Regions from separate parts of the Homo sapiens genome. Here all the other regions are linked to region 3. A link is a contact called in ENCODE Hi-C or POLR2A ChIA-PET data. All regions are on one chromosome and are shown on one strand. The core of a region is the stretch at or near the end of the contact, and the rest is flanking DNA. Distances in the headings are between cores, read along the strand shown. Region 1 holds the start of PDPR (pyruvate dehydrogenase phosphatase regulatory subunit). Region 2 holds the start of EXOSC6 (exosome component 6). Region 3 holds the start of COG8 (component of oligomeric golgi complex 8).

What was found. Hi-C counts contacts between places; a loop is a spot of excess contacts on that map. ChIA-PET counts read pairs that join two places held with the same protein, here RNA polymerase II (POLR2A). Pooled maps may share reads with other maps.
Region 1: a pooled map shows a loop between it and region 3 (13-fold over the local background). The contact joins the promoter of PDPR here to the promoter of COG8 in region 3. A Hi-C loop is called at or near these places in 8 of 50 pooled maps. POLR2A ChIA-PET finds 5 or more read pairs at or near these places in 2 of 52 experiments (Panc1 and common myeloid progenitor, CD34-positive).
Region 2: a loop to region 3 is called in a map of B cell, with 35 times the contacts of the local background. The contact joins the promoter of EXOSC6 here to the promoter of COG8 in region 3. A Hi-C loop is called at or near these places in 2 of 168 maps with a recorded cell type or tissue (B cell and CD4-positive, alpha-beta T cell), 1 of 37 single-sample maps with no recorded cell type and 10 of 50 pooled maps. POLR2A ChIA-PET finds 5 or more read pairs at or near these places in 2 of 52 experiments (activated B cell and activated CD4-positive, alpha-beta T cell).

Annotation. Positions count from the first base shown.
Region 1 is chr16:70,112,635-70,117,125 of GRCh38, reverse strand. PDPR (pyruvate dehydrogenase phosphatase regulatory subunit) reads right to left here and starts at 2,794. Exons shown (of 19, transcript NM_017990.5): 1 at 2,686-2,794; 2 at 2,196-2,305. RefSeq lists enhancers at 1,318-2,260, 2,781-2,830.
Region 2 is chr16:70,249,322-70,254,192 of GRCh38, reverse strand. EXOSC6 (exosome component 6) reads left to right here and starts at 2,253. Exons shown (of 1, transcript NM_058219.3): 1 at 2,253-4,871. The coding sequence starts at 2,293. The coding sequence ends at 3,111. It overlaps AARS1 (alanyl-tRNA synthetase 1), which reads left to right. Exons shown (of 21, transcript NM_001605.3): 18 at 155-274; 19 at 393-479; 20 at 812-925; 21 at 1,287-1,895. The coding sequence ends at 1,472. RefSeq lists enhancers at 712-1,212, 1,847-2,036, 2,077-2,126 and silencers at 2,507-2,596, 2,727-3,046.
Region 3 is chr16:69,336,135-69,340,913 of GRCh38, reverse strand. It overlaps COG8 (component of oligomeric golgi complex 8), which reads left to right and starts at 1,350. Exons shown (of 6, transcript NM_032382.5): 1 at 1,350-1,738; 2 at 4,202-4,409. The coding sequence starts at 1,362. It overlaps NIP7 (nucleolar pre-rRNA processing protein NIP7), which reads right to left and starts at 1,142. Exons shown (of 5, transcript NM_016101.5): 1 at 1,029-1,142; 2 at 822-908; 3 at 582-720. The coding sequence starts at 1,084. RefSeq lists enhancers at 764-843, 1,024-1,143 and silencers at 1,564-1,613, 1,624-1,673.

The DNA.
Region 1 (4,491 bases), core at 1,545-4,044, 770 kb before region 3:
TTCTATTCTACACTTGAGGAAACAGGCACAGATAAGTGGAAGTGACTCACCCAAGGTCCTACCAAACTGTTGAGTAGCAGAACCCTGCCAATTTGGCATTAGTGGCCGGCTATTTAATCATGACTCCACGCTACCTTTCAAATAAAAGCAGATGGTAAGGAAAGGACAGCTGTGAGGACTGAACCATTAAGCACATTCCCCTAACAGAGAAAGGGAATTGCAAAGGTGGCAGAACAAACACAGTAACAGATGAGTTTTAAGGTGGAATTAAAAAAAAAACTTTAGGCCGGGCGCCATGTCTCACGCCTGTTATCTCAGCACTTTGGGAGGCCGAGGCGGGTAGATCATTTGAGGTCGGAAGTTGGAGACCAGCCTGGCAAACATGGTGAAACCCCGTCTCTACCAAAGATACAAAAAATTAGCTGGGTGTGGTGGCACGCACCTGTGGTCCCAGGTACTCATGGTGCGGCCACCATTGCATCTTGGGCCTCACTAACCAGTTCCCGTTTGTTGGATTCAATACTCTCTCACCACACAGGCCAATCTTGTGTTTTATTAATTTTTTTAATTTTTTTTTTTTTTTTGTAGAGAGGGGCTCACTATGTTGCCCAGGCTGGTCCTGAACTCCTGAGGTAGGAGGATCGCTTGAGCCTGGGAGACAGAGGTTGCAGTGAGCCGAGATTATGCTACTGCACTCCTGCCTGGGTGACACAGTGAGACTCTGTCTTAAACAAAACAAAACAAAGAAAGGCCAGGCGCAGGGGCTCACACCTGTAATCCTAGCACTTTGGGAGGCCAAGGTGGGTGGATTATTTGAGGTCAGGAGTTTGAGACCAGCCTGATCAGCATGGTGAAACCCCGTCTCTACTAAAAACAGAAAAATTAGCCAGGTGTCGTGGCTTGCACCTGTAGTCCCAGCTACTCAGGAGGCTGAGACAGGAAAATTGCTTCAACCAGGGAGATGGAGGCTGCAGTGGGCAGATTCGCGCCACTGCCTGGGTGACACAGTGAGACTCCATCTCAAAAAAGCCCAGGGTGCTTGGCGCCAAAAAAGGGATCTCTGACCTTGTGTTCATTATGACCTTCAAAAGAGTGAAGTGGTGAGGGCATGAGGGCAGAGGAAAAGAAGGGCTTAAGACAACGAAGGAAAAGAAGGCACCAGAGTCTAGTGCCTTTGCCGCCAAACCTAAACCTATAAGGTTGGCAGCAAAACCAAAGCACAAACTGATAACAAAGGAGGTAAAGCCAGGGGAGAAGAAACTGAAGACGTCAAAGACAGAAATGAAGCACATCATCTGGTTTAAAACAAATGATAGAGTTTTTACAGTTCTGGAAAATGACCGTATAATATTCTCTGCTAAGAAGAATAACTTCTGCTAAACAACCATAAGACTGCAGCTGGCTCTACTCAGATCTGCTTATTCCAACAAGACCAAGGTGCTAGTTCTAACTTCGAGTTGTCCCTCTGTATGGCTGCAGCGTTGCGCACAGTGGACTGCCGGTCACAAGGAAGACTGGATGAGCGTGGGTTCACACAACATTTCCCACACTTGCCTCAGCAAAAGAACCACCTGGGACACTTGTTTAAAAATGACAGATTCCCACGGTCCACCTCGGCAGATTCTGATCCTGCCACTCCAGGGAGCTGTATTTTTCAACAAGTACACCAGGTGATCACGCAAGTTTAAGAAATTAACACAAGTTGGCCGAGCGCAGTGGCTCACGCCTGTAATCCCAGCACTTTGGGAGGCTGAGGCGGGAGAATCACGAGGTCAGGAGTTCGAGACCAGCCTGGCCAACATAGTGAAACCCCGTCTCTACTAAAAACACAAAAATTAGCCGGGCGTGGTGGCGCACACCTGTATTCCCAGCTACTTGGGAGGCTGAGGCAGGAGAATTGCTTGAACCCAGGAGGCAGAGGTTGCAGTGAGCCGAGATCGCGCCACTGCACTCCCGCCTGGGCGACAGAGTGAAACTCTGTCTCGGAAAAAAGAAAAAAAAAGAAAAAAGAAATTAACACAAGTCCCTGCCACTGGAAAAGCTTATCCGTCAGGCTGGCTCCTCCTCCACCACCAGACCCCATCCCGGTACATCACGTTTACATGCATGCGGAAAATGGGCTTGGAGATTCTTGATTCAAATCCGAGGTATCACACATCGGCCCCCAAAGGTCAAACATTAAGAAGGAAGCTTACTGCCCTGTCCCAGATTTTTCTAGGTGACTTCTTCCTCCGGACTCTGCAGCAGTCTTTAGTTCTAAAAGCACAAGCGGACCGCACGTCTCAACGCGGGAAAACAGTTCCATCTGCAGGGATGGAGGACCGGGCTAGACAAGCTGGAGTTGGCTCTGCGCCGCAGGGGTGTGCAAGCCCGAGACGGGGGAGCCCGAGGTCACCCCGGCCGCCCTGGCATCGGGGCTGAAGTGCAGGCTCCTGGAGGAGCGGTGCGCACGCCCAGGGGTAGCCGAGAACACAAGCCAAGGCACGAGCGGACAACCTTACGGGGACGAGTACTGGCGCCCGGACGCGACTTCGCGAGAGGCCAGGCGGAACCCACTGGAAGCGTGAGCTAGCGGGGACCACCCCCGGGCGAAACCAAAGGAGAAAGAGGGGAACCCAGGGGTCCCGGGGCGCTTAGGCCCGCGCGGACGGGGAGGCCAGAGTTGCCCCGAAGCTATCTCCTTACCTCACCGGTCCCCACGGGCTCCGCGCTCAGCTACAGCCCGGCGGGAGCAATGCGGCAGCCACAACAGTTGCCTGGGGTCGCCGCGGGCCGGAAAGCGGGGTTCGGGGATGGGAAGGGGGCGGGGCGAAGCGAGCAAAAAGTTCCGGGGAAGCCGAGACCGCGACCTTCCGCGCTTTACGGCCCCCGGGCAAGGGTACTGCCGGCGCGTGACCTCAGCAGCGCACGAGCGCGCCGTGACGCCTTCGCGGAGCCCCGCCCCTGCCACGTGGGCTTGTTTGGGTCTCGCGAGGCACCGCCCCCGCGGCCTCTTTGCCACCCTCAGAGGCGAGCTGTGGAAGCCTTGACTCTTAGGGCCGTTTTAGAACCGGGGCCTCGGACCGGCGGGGTTTCTGCACGTGGAACCGGAACATCTGAGATGATCGCAGGCCCTGTGGAGTGTGGGGAGCGCGGGAGTTCTTTCTTCCCTCGAGGCCCGTGCCAGGGCTTACTCCAAAGCCAGTGGGTCCCCAGTCCTAAGCCAAGCAGTCCCGGGGGAAAACGCTTCTCATCGCCGTGGGAGCGCGGATCTTGGAAGTGGCTCTGGGCTTTCTTGGGCGAGGCTCTCACAGAGTAGATCGGAAATCCATTCTGCTGGCCCGCCCCACCTCGGAGGACGGACTAACGGACCTGAGTTCCCGGCCCTATCTTACTCTTCTCAGCTTCTCAGCTTGGCTCAGCTCAGAGGAAGAGGAATCACTGAAGTCTCAGAGAAGTCTCCACTCATCCCTTCCTCACTGTCACATCAGCCTTTTCTTTCCTTCTAGAACTCATCACTGACTCAAGGATATAAGTTTGATGACTGTCTTTTCCACTGGTGTGACACGATCTCTGTCGACAGAACCTTAGTCTTATGCATAGCTTTATTCTCAGCACCCAGAACAGTGCCTGGCACCTCTTCCACTGAATATTATATGCATAAGGGTCTCATGCTGCAGCCACCATTGCATCTTGGGCCACACTATCCAGTTCCCGTTTGTTGGATTCAATACTGTCTCACCACACAAACCAATCTTGTGTTTTATTAATTTAAAAAAAATTTTTTTTTTGTAGAGATAGGCTCACTATGTTGCCTAGGCTGGGCCTGAACTCCTGGCCTCAAGTGATCCTTCCATCTCAGCCTCCCAAAGTCCTGGGATTACAGGCGTGAGCCACTGTGCCTGCCCCAATCTTGTGTTTTATTGCTGGCCACCTGTAGCCAGGCACTGTGCAGGATGATGGGATCCAGCAATGTACAAGAAAGAGGCGGTTTCTGCTCTTAGGGAGTGGCAGTCAAGTTCCAGGGACCCCTCTGTCACAAGGCCAGGCCACAGCCTACATAGTTTATACCCCATTTACTGGCCAGTCAAATCACACAAAGACAGCCCAGATGAGGTCTGCCAGACAGTGGACTGAAACTATGCCATAGGCTCCTGTGCTAGATAAATACTTCCATATTTTAGCTAGGATTGAATGCTTGGGGACACCTACCTGTCTAAAAAAAGAGAAAACGGCTGACCAATTTGAGACATTCTCGGGGAAGGCTTTCCTGATGCCCAGATGTGGCGATTTCATGAAAAATATCACAGGTTTTCCTCATGAACCATTTGGTTCAAGCCATTTCCAGGCACATGAATTTGGGAGAAACCTGGTTGTCTGCAGGAGATGGTGGATGAAATCAAGTGAAATACTTAATGTGTTGATTTCATTCTGTTTACGTGCAGTAAATAGCAAACAAATGGTGTAGATCTGTCCCTGATTTCCTTCTCCATCACCATGATCGGCCTCCAC
Region 2 (4,871 bases), core at 1,004-3,503, 910 kb before region 3:
CACAGCTGCTCCTAAAGGGACTGGTCTCAAAGCTTTCCTTGCTTTCCTTTCCAGGACACTAGTCAGGGAGGACTTGGGTTCGGGTGGGGTGGGCTGGACCCTGACATCCCAGCAAGTTGTGGCCCAGATTGAGATGGTCGTCTATTGGTTCCAGGCCCTGGCCACTGCAGTCATCCCCCAGTGGCAGAAGGATGAATTGCGGGAGACTCTCAAATCCCTAAAGAAGGTCATGGATGACTTGGACCGAGCCAGCAAAGCCGATGTCCAGAAACGAGTGAGTCCTGGCAGCACCAGTGGCCAGAGTGTTTCCTAGGCAAAGGCTGGCAGAACAGCCAGGGGTTCGGGGCCTGGGCTTTTGGTCTGAGCTGCTGTTCTGGACTTTTTTCTTGCAGGTGTTAGAGAAGACGAAGCAGTTCATCGACAGCAACCCCAACCAGCCTCTTGTCATCCTGGAGATGGAGAGCGGCGCCTCAGCCAAGGCAACCCAGGGGCCAGGGTCCCCTCCCCTAGGGCTCATCAGCTCTCTGGTGGCTGACATGTGGCCTCTGTGGCTCTGAGCGAAGTGGTTGCCTAAGGGCCCACGGTCTGGGATTGAGATTGGGAGGAGCAGCAGCTCCCTGCATGTGGGAGGCATACCTGGGCCAGGGTAGGGGCAGGGCCCGGCGCTGGGGTCCTCCCCACAGGCCCTGGGCACAGCCCCTGCTCTGGGAAGGGGTAGGGGTGGGTGGCAGGCCTTCTGAGGGCTGCAAATGCTCACACTAGTGAGGGTCCCTGCTCCAGCACCGTGGCCTGAGCCAGGTCCTCCCCACAGGCCCTGAATGAAGCCTTGAAGCTCTTCAAGATGCACTCCCCTCAGACTTCTGCCATGCTCTTCACGGTGGACAATGAGGCTGGCAAGATCACGTGCCTGTGTCAAGTTCCCCAGGTCAGCACCACCTCGCACCAGTGGGAAGTGTTAGGTCTTAAGGTTGTTGGCTGAGGCCTGTGTGTGTACAGCCTGCATTCGAAACAGCCTTTCTGCCCACCGGTTGGTTACCTTTGCCAGTACCCCTTACCCAGGCCTTCTTATTGGTGAAGACATCTGGTTGATACCTGGCTTTGCCACTCTGTCCTGTCCTGGCAGTGGCCATGGCCGCCCCCTGTACCAGCCGTAAAGTCTGTCTCGGCCTCCAGCAGTATCACCCAGGGCAAGGAGTGGGTGATGGCTCCTCCATCCTTTCTTTCCCTGCATTCCTCCCTCAATCCCATCTTCTGTGCTGACTCCCCCTTCCCTTCCTGTCTTCTAGAATGCAGCCAATCGGGGCTTAAAAGCCAGCGAGTGGGTGCAGCAGGTGTCAGGCTTGATGGACGGTAAAGGTGGTGGCAAGGATGTGTCTGCACAGGCCACAGGCAAGAACGTTGGCTGCCTGCAGGAGGCGCTGCAGCTGGCCACTTCCTTCGCCCAGCTGCGCCTCGGGGATGTAAAGAACTGAGTGGGGAAGGAGGAGGCTCCCACTGGATCCATCCGTCCAGCCAAGAGCTCTTCATCTGCTACAAGAACATTTGAATCTTGGGACCTTTAAAGAGCCCCTCCTAACCCAGCAGTAACTGGAACACACTTGGGAGCAGTCCTATGTCTCAGTGCCCCTTAAATTTCTGCCCTGAGCCCTCCACGTCAGTGCCATCGGTCTAGAACCACTAACCCCGCATTGCTGTTGATCGTCACGCTCGCATCTATAGATAACGGCTCTCCAGACCTGAGCTTTCCGCGTCAGCAAGTAGGAATCGTTTTTGCTGCAGAGAATAAAAGGACCACGTGCAATACTTAATGCCGCATGATCTCTATCCCTCTTCCCAATAGGGGCTGGCTCTTTTGACAGCCTTTGGCGTCTGTAGAATAAATGCTGTGGCTCCTGCTGGCTGCTGTGGTGTTCACCTAGTCCAGCCCCAGAACCCAAAATTTTGGGAACAGCCCCTAGGGCTGCCTCAAACGTCTGTGGAGGTGGAGGCCAAATAGGTGGGGTGACTTGGAGCAAGGCGTTCATAATTCAGTAGATGAGGGGTGGAGGTAGTTGGAAGCAGAGAAGCCTTTCTTGGAGCTGCTCTCCCCCCTCCCTTCCAGCAAGATGGATGGATCCGGCTACCCTGCACAACTGGGACCGGGCCGTTCTCCCTCCGGGCCTCCAGGGGCGCTGTAGTGCCTCCCGCCGCTCTCTCGACAGCCCATGCGCAGCCGCGCGTCTTTAAACAACGGAAGAACCAGTGGATGCGGCAGGGCGTTGGGCGGAAGGGGTTCGCACGCCAAGAACCGCCATGCCTGGGGATCACCGCCGCATCCGCGGCCCTGAAGAATCGCAGCCGCCGCAGCTGTACGCGGCCGACGAGGAGGAGGCGCCCGGCACCCGCGACCCAACGCGGCTACGGCCCGTGTACGCGCGCGCCGGGCTGCTGAGCCAGGCCAAGGGCTCGGCCTACCTGGAGGCGGGAGGCACCAAGGTGCTGTGTGCCGTGTCGGGCCCGCGACAGGCCGAGGGCGGCGAGCGCGGCGGCGGCCCGGCCGGAGCAGGCGGCGAGGCCCCGGCCGCGCTGCGCGGTCGCCTGCTCTGCGACTTCCGCCGCGCACCCTTCGCGGGCCGCCGGCGCCGCGCTCCCCCGGGCGGCTGCGAGGAGCGTGAGCTGGCGCTGGCGCTGCAGGAGGCGCTGGAGCCGGCTGTGCGCCTGGGCCGCTACCCGCGCGCGCAGCTCGAGGTGTCGGCGCTGCTGCTGGAGGACGGTGGCTCGGCCCTGGCCGCCGCGCTCACCGCCGCCGCGCTCGCCCTGGCCGACGCGGGCGTGGAGATGTACGACCTGGTGGTGGGCTGCGGCCTCAGCCTCGCGCCGGGGCCCGCGCCCACCTGGCTCCTGGACCCCACGCGGCTCGAGGAAGAGCGCGCCGCCGCCGGCCTCACCGTGGCGCTCATGCCTGTGCTGAATCAGGTGGCCGGGCTGCTGGGCAGCGGCGAGGGCGGCCTGACAGAGAGCTGGGCGGAGGCCGTACGCCTGGGCCTCGAGGGCTGCCAGCGCCTCTACCCCGTGCTGCAGCAGAGCCTGGTGCGGGCCGCCCGCCGCAGGGGCGCCGCCGCCCAGCCCTGAACCAGAAGCCTGAGCAACTACGGACGCAAGCCGAGGACCGTGCTGCCGCCGTCCACGAAAAGACCCGCGCCATCGGCCTCCAGTTTGCGTCGAGAATTCCTGGAAGGGCCCTGATATGACTGTGGTTGGACTGACCTGACTGCCAGATGGTGGGACTTGGTCTGGAGCAGGGACTACTTGGAATGATAAAGGCAAAACTCAACAGCCCCTGGAGCTGCGCTTGTGGTGGAGCTGGACCCTGAAATTACCTGGACCTTTTTTTTAGAGACAGGGTTTCTTTCTGCAGTCTCAAACTCCTAGCCTTGATTGATCCTCCTGCCTTGGCCTCCCAAAGTGCTGGGACTACAGGTGCATGCAACCACACCTGGCTAATTTTCTTTTCTTCTTTCTTTCTTTTTTTTTTTTTTTTTTTTTTGATGGAGTCTTGTTCTGTTGCCCAGGCTGGAGTGCAATGGTGCAATCTTGGCTCACTGCAACCTCTGCCTCCTGGGTTCAATCCATTCTCCTGCCTCAGCCTCCCAAGTAGCTGGGATTACAGGCACATGCCTCCATACCGGGCTAATTTTTGTATTTTTAGTAGAGATGGGGTTTCGCCATGTGGGCCAGGCTGTTCTCGAATGCCTGACCTCAGGTGATCCACCCGCCTTGGCCTCCCAAAGTGCTGGAATTACAGGTGTGAGCCACTGTGCCCAGCTGAGTAAATTTCTTGATTGCACAGAATGTACGGTGATATTGGCGGACTTAAGGACATCGAATTGTTTATCAGGAATAAAGTATTATGTGTGTTTTCTGCGGCCCTGGATAATGCTGTAGCATTCAGGGTCGATTGAGTAAAAAAAATGTAGAGATGGTTTCCTGTTTGTTTTTGCTTCTAGTTTTCATTCATTTGCTATTTATTCTCTTCTGGCTTTGCTTGTGTATGCATATATATAAAACCATTATTATTATTATTATTATTTTTAGTTTCTAGTGGAAGGCTTTTATTTGGTTCTGTGAATAGTCATTTTGTTTCCTAAGAACTTCCAGCAAGTTGTATTCATTCCATTCATCTAGAATTCCTAGGCTGCCTTTGTCGGGCCTGCAGGTATTAATGGAGAATAGCAGCTTTTTATTTTTTTATATTTATTTTTTGAGACAGAGTCTCACTCTGTTGCCCAGGCTGGAGTGCAATGGCGCGATCTCAGCTCACTGCAACCTCCGCCTCAGAGGTTCAAGTGATTCTCCTGCCTCAGCCTCTGGAATAGCTGGGACTACAGGCACCTGCCACCACACCCAGCTAACTTTTTGTATTTTTAGAGAAGATGGGGTTTCATCATGTTGGCCAAGCTGGTCTCAAACTCCTGATCTCAGTGATCCATCTGCCTCAGCCTCCCAAAGTTATAAGATTTTTTTCCTCTGGTTTTTAGTAAATGTTTTTTTTGAGATTGCTTAGCACCAGAATGATTTGCAAATTTGAAAATAGGAACTCCACTAGGAATGCCGGATAGAAGAGTGCTTCACATTTGTAGAGGGAGACAAGAACTAAATATCACGACGTCTTTCTGAGCCTTTTGGTTTGCTAACGTGCCCCAAATTCTTATTCCAAACGGTATAAGATAATTATGTGTAAATGAATACCAGCTCTACTTAGTTTTATTTCATATTTGTGTATCTGAATATATTAAAATATCTTTTTTTTTTTTTTGATGCGGAGTCTTGCTCTGTTGTCCAGCCTGGAGTGCAGTGGCATGATCTCGGCTCACTGCAACCTCTGCCTCCCA
Region 3 (4,779 bases), core at 101-2,600:
CAGTGAAACACTGTCTCTACTAAAAACACACAAAAAAATCAGCCAGGTGTGGTGGCACATGCCTGTAATCCCAGCTACTGAGGCACAAGAATCACTGGAAACTGGAAAGTGGAGGCTGCAGTGAGATCGCACCACTGCACTCTAGCCTGGGCGACAGAGTGAAACTGTGTCAGGAAGAAAGAGAAAGAGAAATGAAAAGAAAAAACAGAGCAAGAAAGAAAAAGAAAAAAATAGAAAAAGTTATTTTCTCAACTCTACAAGGATCATCCTCCATGGCCAGGTTAACAGCTCTTTTTCTGGACCCCGGTGTCTTCATTGCTGCCACTTATTTGCTTTCTGATCTCTAGCTGGGTCTCCCTAGGCTCTTCTACTTCGCTGGAGAAAACTAACCCTACGCAGCCACATAGCATTCCTATCCCATAGCCCTGACCATGCTCAAGCTGCAAGACCTCTACACATCTCCATGTGCTGAAACTCCTCCAAGCACACTGTCAGGGACTCTGTGGGAGAGAAGCTGCCGGACAATCTGCCTAATCCTTGACTTCATCGCCCGTGGCAGAATTGGAAACCGCCCCACAAACCTTGGCATAAGGTGCAAGGTAATCCAGAGCTGTGACGTGCAACCGAAACTTGTGGGTTTTAGTGAATTTTCCAAAGCAGGTCCCCAGCGACACCAGCTTGTCCCCGGAAATATTGGCGGCCAGCTTCATAATCTTCTCACTAAAAGGGTAAAGGGGGAGCAAGGTTGCGGATGAAGGAGGCTCGTGGGACCCAGGACCCCTCTCCCCTGGGTCCATGCTGCCTGCCCGGCCCCGCCTCACCTCACATAGTACACCCGGTCGTTGTGCAGACGGAAACAGTAGGTGCCATCGGGCCGGTCCACCAGCAGTTGAAGATTCTCCCCAATGCTGAGGGCAAAAAGAGGACTGGAGACCGCGCCCGAACGAACCGGTCTCCGGCACCGCGCCCCCACTCCACCCTTGGCCACCACACCCACACACTCCCGCGTCCGCCCCGCGCGCTCCTACTATTTCGCTATCTTCTCAAACATGACACGGGTCTCCTCTTCAGTCAAAGGCCGCATTTTTCCCCCTGGGTTGGAACACCGGATCCTCGTGCCTTGGTAACTGGAAACGGAAGTCGGTCGCTCGCTGCTCCCCGGCAATCCCAAAGCCTTCCTCTCTAGCCCCGTACCAATAGTTCGTCTCGCTAGCGCCCAATAGTCTGGACGACCGCAGGGGAAAGCAAGCCGGCCGGATGAGAAAGCATAGAGACCGGAAATGTGCCTGTTTCTTCCTGTCCTAAGTTCGGAGTCAGCGCCCCTTGTGGTCCGGAAGGGAAGTGACGTTGTTGCTGGGAAGATGGCGACCGCGGCGACTATCCCATCGGTAGCCACGGCCACAGCAGCGGCTCTCGGCGAGGTGGAGGATGAAGGGCTCCTGGCGTCGCTGTTCCGGGACCGCTTCCCCGAGGCCCAGTGGCGCGAGCGGCCCGATGTGGGCCGCTACCTCCGGGAGTTGAGCGGCTCGGGGCTGGAGCGGCTGCGGCGCGAGCCCGAGCGCCTGGCGGAGGAGCGGGCGCAGCTGCTGCAGCAGACGCGCGACTTGGCCTTCGCTAACTACAAGACCTTCATCCGCGGCGCCGAGTGCACCGAGCGCATCCACCGCCTGTTTGGCGACGTGGAGGCGTCGCTCGGCCGCCTGCTCGACCGTTTGCCCAGCTTCCAGCAGAGCTGCAGGTGCGACGCGCCTGGCGCTAAAGGGGTTTTATAACTGTAAAAGCTGACATTTACGATGGTAGAAATAACTAACACATAAAGCGTTTACCACGTTCCAGGTTCTCTGCTGAGCGCTTTATTAATCCATTTAAACCTCACAACAGCCTTCGAGATAGGTACTGTTATTCCTTTTTTATCTTTTTTGAGACGGAGTCTCGCCCTGTCGCCAGGCTGGAGTGCAGTGGCGAGATCTCGGCTCGCTGCAACCTACCTCTGCCTCCTGGGTTCAAGCGATTCTCCTGCCTCAGCCTCCTGAGTAGCAGGGACCATAGGCGCGCGCCACCACGCCCAGCTAATTTTTTTGGATTTTTAGTAGAGACGGGGTTTCAGCATGTTGGCTGGGATGGTCTCGATCTTTTGATGTCGTGATCTGTCCGCCTCGGCCTCCCAAAGCGCTGGGATTACAGGCATAATCCACTGCGCCCAGCCCTGTTATTTCCATTTTACATATGAGCAAGTCAAGACAGAGATTAGTGACGTCCAAGGACACAGCTAGGAGGTTTCGAATTCAGAACTGGTTACCCAGAAGCACGTCCCTCCCTCGAAGGGCAGTTGTGGGCACAAAGAAAAAGGATTCATGCAAAGCTCTTATTATCGGGTCTGACACAGTTAACATTATAGGTGTGAGCTGAATATATGTGCACATTTATATACTTATTTTATACGAAAGCGTGGACCGGAGGTCATCTGCTTCAAAACTTCCATTGACGGGAAGGTGACAAGGAAATCCTCGCATTTGAGGGCATCAGATATCAAAAAGTCTCTCCATTTGGATGGCTGGATGTGGTGGCTCAGCCTGTAATCCCAGCACTTTGGGAGCCTGAGGCTTGAACCCAGGAGTTCGAGAGCAGCCTGGCCAACATGGCAAAACCCTGTCTCTATAAAATAAAAAATTAGCTGGTCGTGGTGGCGTGCGCCTGTAGTCCCAGGTACACAGGAGGTTGAGGTGGGGGGGTCAGTTGGGCCCGGGAGATTGAGGCTGCAGTGAGCCATGATTGTGCCACCGCACTCCAGTTTGGGAGGTCGAGGCTGCGGTGGGCTGTGATTGTGCCACTGCATTCCAGACTGGGTGACAAAGTGAAACTCTCTTAAAAAAAGAAAAAAAGGCTGGGTGCGGTGGCTCACACCTGTAATCCCAGCACTTTGAGAGGCCAAGGCAGGCGGATCACGAGGTCAAGAGATCGAGGCCATCCTGGCTAACATGCTGAAACCCCCATGTCTACTAAAAATACAATTAGCTGGGCGTGGTGGCACGCGCTTGTAGTCCCAGCTACTCGGGAGGCTGAGGCAGGAGAATTACTTGAACCTGAGAAGCGGAGGTTGCAGTGAGCCAAGATGATGCGTGCCACTGCACTCCAGCCTGGTGACAGAGCAAGACTCCGTCTCAAAAAAAAAAAAAAAAGTCCTTTGTGAGTCATATTCTGTCTCCATTATCCCTAGTTCTGCCTTCCAGCCTTTCATGATTAAAGTTTAATTTTTCTTTTGAGCCTTTGGATATTTGACAGCAGCTTTTGTACCCTTCCATGCTCCAGAATAGATAGGGGACTTGATAAAGCAGGTCTCTGCAAATATGGAGAAGTGTTGAAAGTAGACTGTGGCAGGAACTATGGTTGAACATTAGCATAGGAGAAGATGAAGACCTGAGGGGAAAGATTGTGGATTCTAGGCAGTTAGTGCTTCATTTTGAAAATAATGATAGCTACTGTTAAATATTTAACTGTGTCTCTTTTACTATTTTTACTTTGACGCATTCGCTCTGTTTCAAGTTCTATGTTAAATGCTTCACACACATCATCTCATTTAGTTCTTACACCCTTATGAGGAGGGTCCTATATACTTTTTTTTTTTTTTTTTTTGAGACGGAGTCTTGCTTTGTTGGCCAGGCTGCAGTGCAGTGGCGCCATCTCTGCTCACCGCAACCTCCACCTCCTGGGTTCAAGTGATTCTCCTGCCTCAGCCTCCTGAGTAGCTGGGACTACAGGCGCGCACCACCATGCCTGGCTAATTTTTTGTATTTTTAGTAGAGATGGGGTTTCACTTGAACTCCTGGCCTCAAGTGATCCGCCCACCTCAGCCTCCCAAAGTGCTGGGATTACAGGCGTGAGCCACTGCGCCTGGCCCTATATACCGTTTTACTAATGAGGAAATAGGTTCAGAGAGGCCAAGTACCTTGCCACAGCCAGCAAGTGGCATATCTGGATCTCCATCTGTTAGATTTATTAATTGTATGTTTTTGGACAAGTTGCTTAACCTCTCTGGGATTAAAAATTTCCTCAATTGTAATAATACTTACCTTATAGGTGGGGTGTGAGGAATAAATCAGATAGATCATCCAGCCCAATGTTCATAGCAGGTACTTGGTAACTGTAGCTAAGGTTTGGGTACAGAGCAGTGAAGGATCAACATTCTTCTGATTATTACTAGGAACTTTGTGAAGGAAGCCGAGGAGATCAGCTCCAACCGCCGGATGAATAGCCTGACCCTAAACCGGCACACAGAAATTTTGGAAATACTGGAGATTCCTCAGCTCATGGACACCTGTGTCCGGAACAGTTATTATGAAGAGGCCCTGGAGCTTGCAGCCTACGTACGCCGACTGGAGAGGAAATACTCTTCCATCCCTGTCATCCAGGTAGCCACCTTGCCCAGAGAGGACTCAAAGTAATGTTCTTGTAATCATTTATTCTGTGGTCAGGACTGAAGCTTTAGGTAGAAACTCTTGCATGTTTCACATCAGTTTCTGCCAGCCAGGTATGCCTGAACAGAAAACATTCATTTATTCAAAATACATATTAATCATGTGCCAAGCACTGCTCTATATGCTGGGGATACAGTGTGAATAAAGTGGTCCTGGCTCTCATGCAGCTTACGTGCTAATGGGAAGTCTGATAATTGACAAAGAAATGATATCATTTCAGATAGTGGTGTCTGAAGAAAAAAACAGGGAATGGGGTAAGGGAGTCTAGGGTAGGTTTCTTTAGGTAGGGTGATCAAGAAGGACT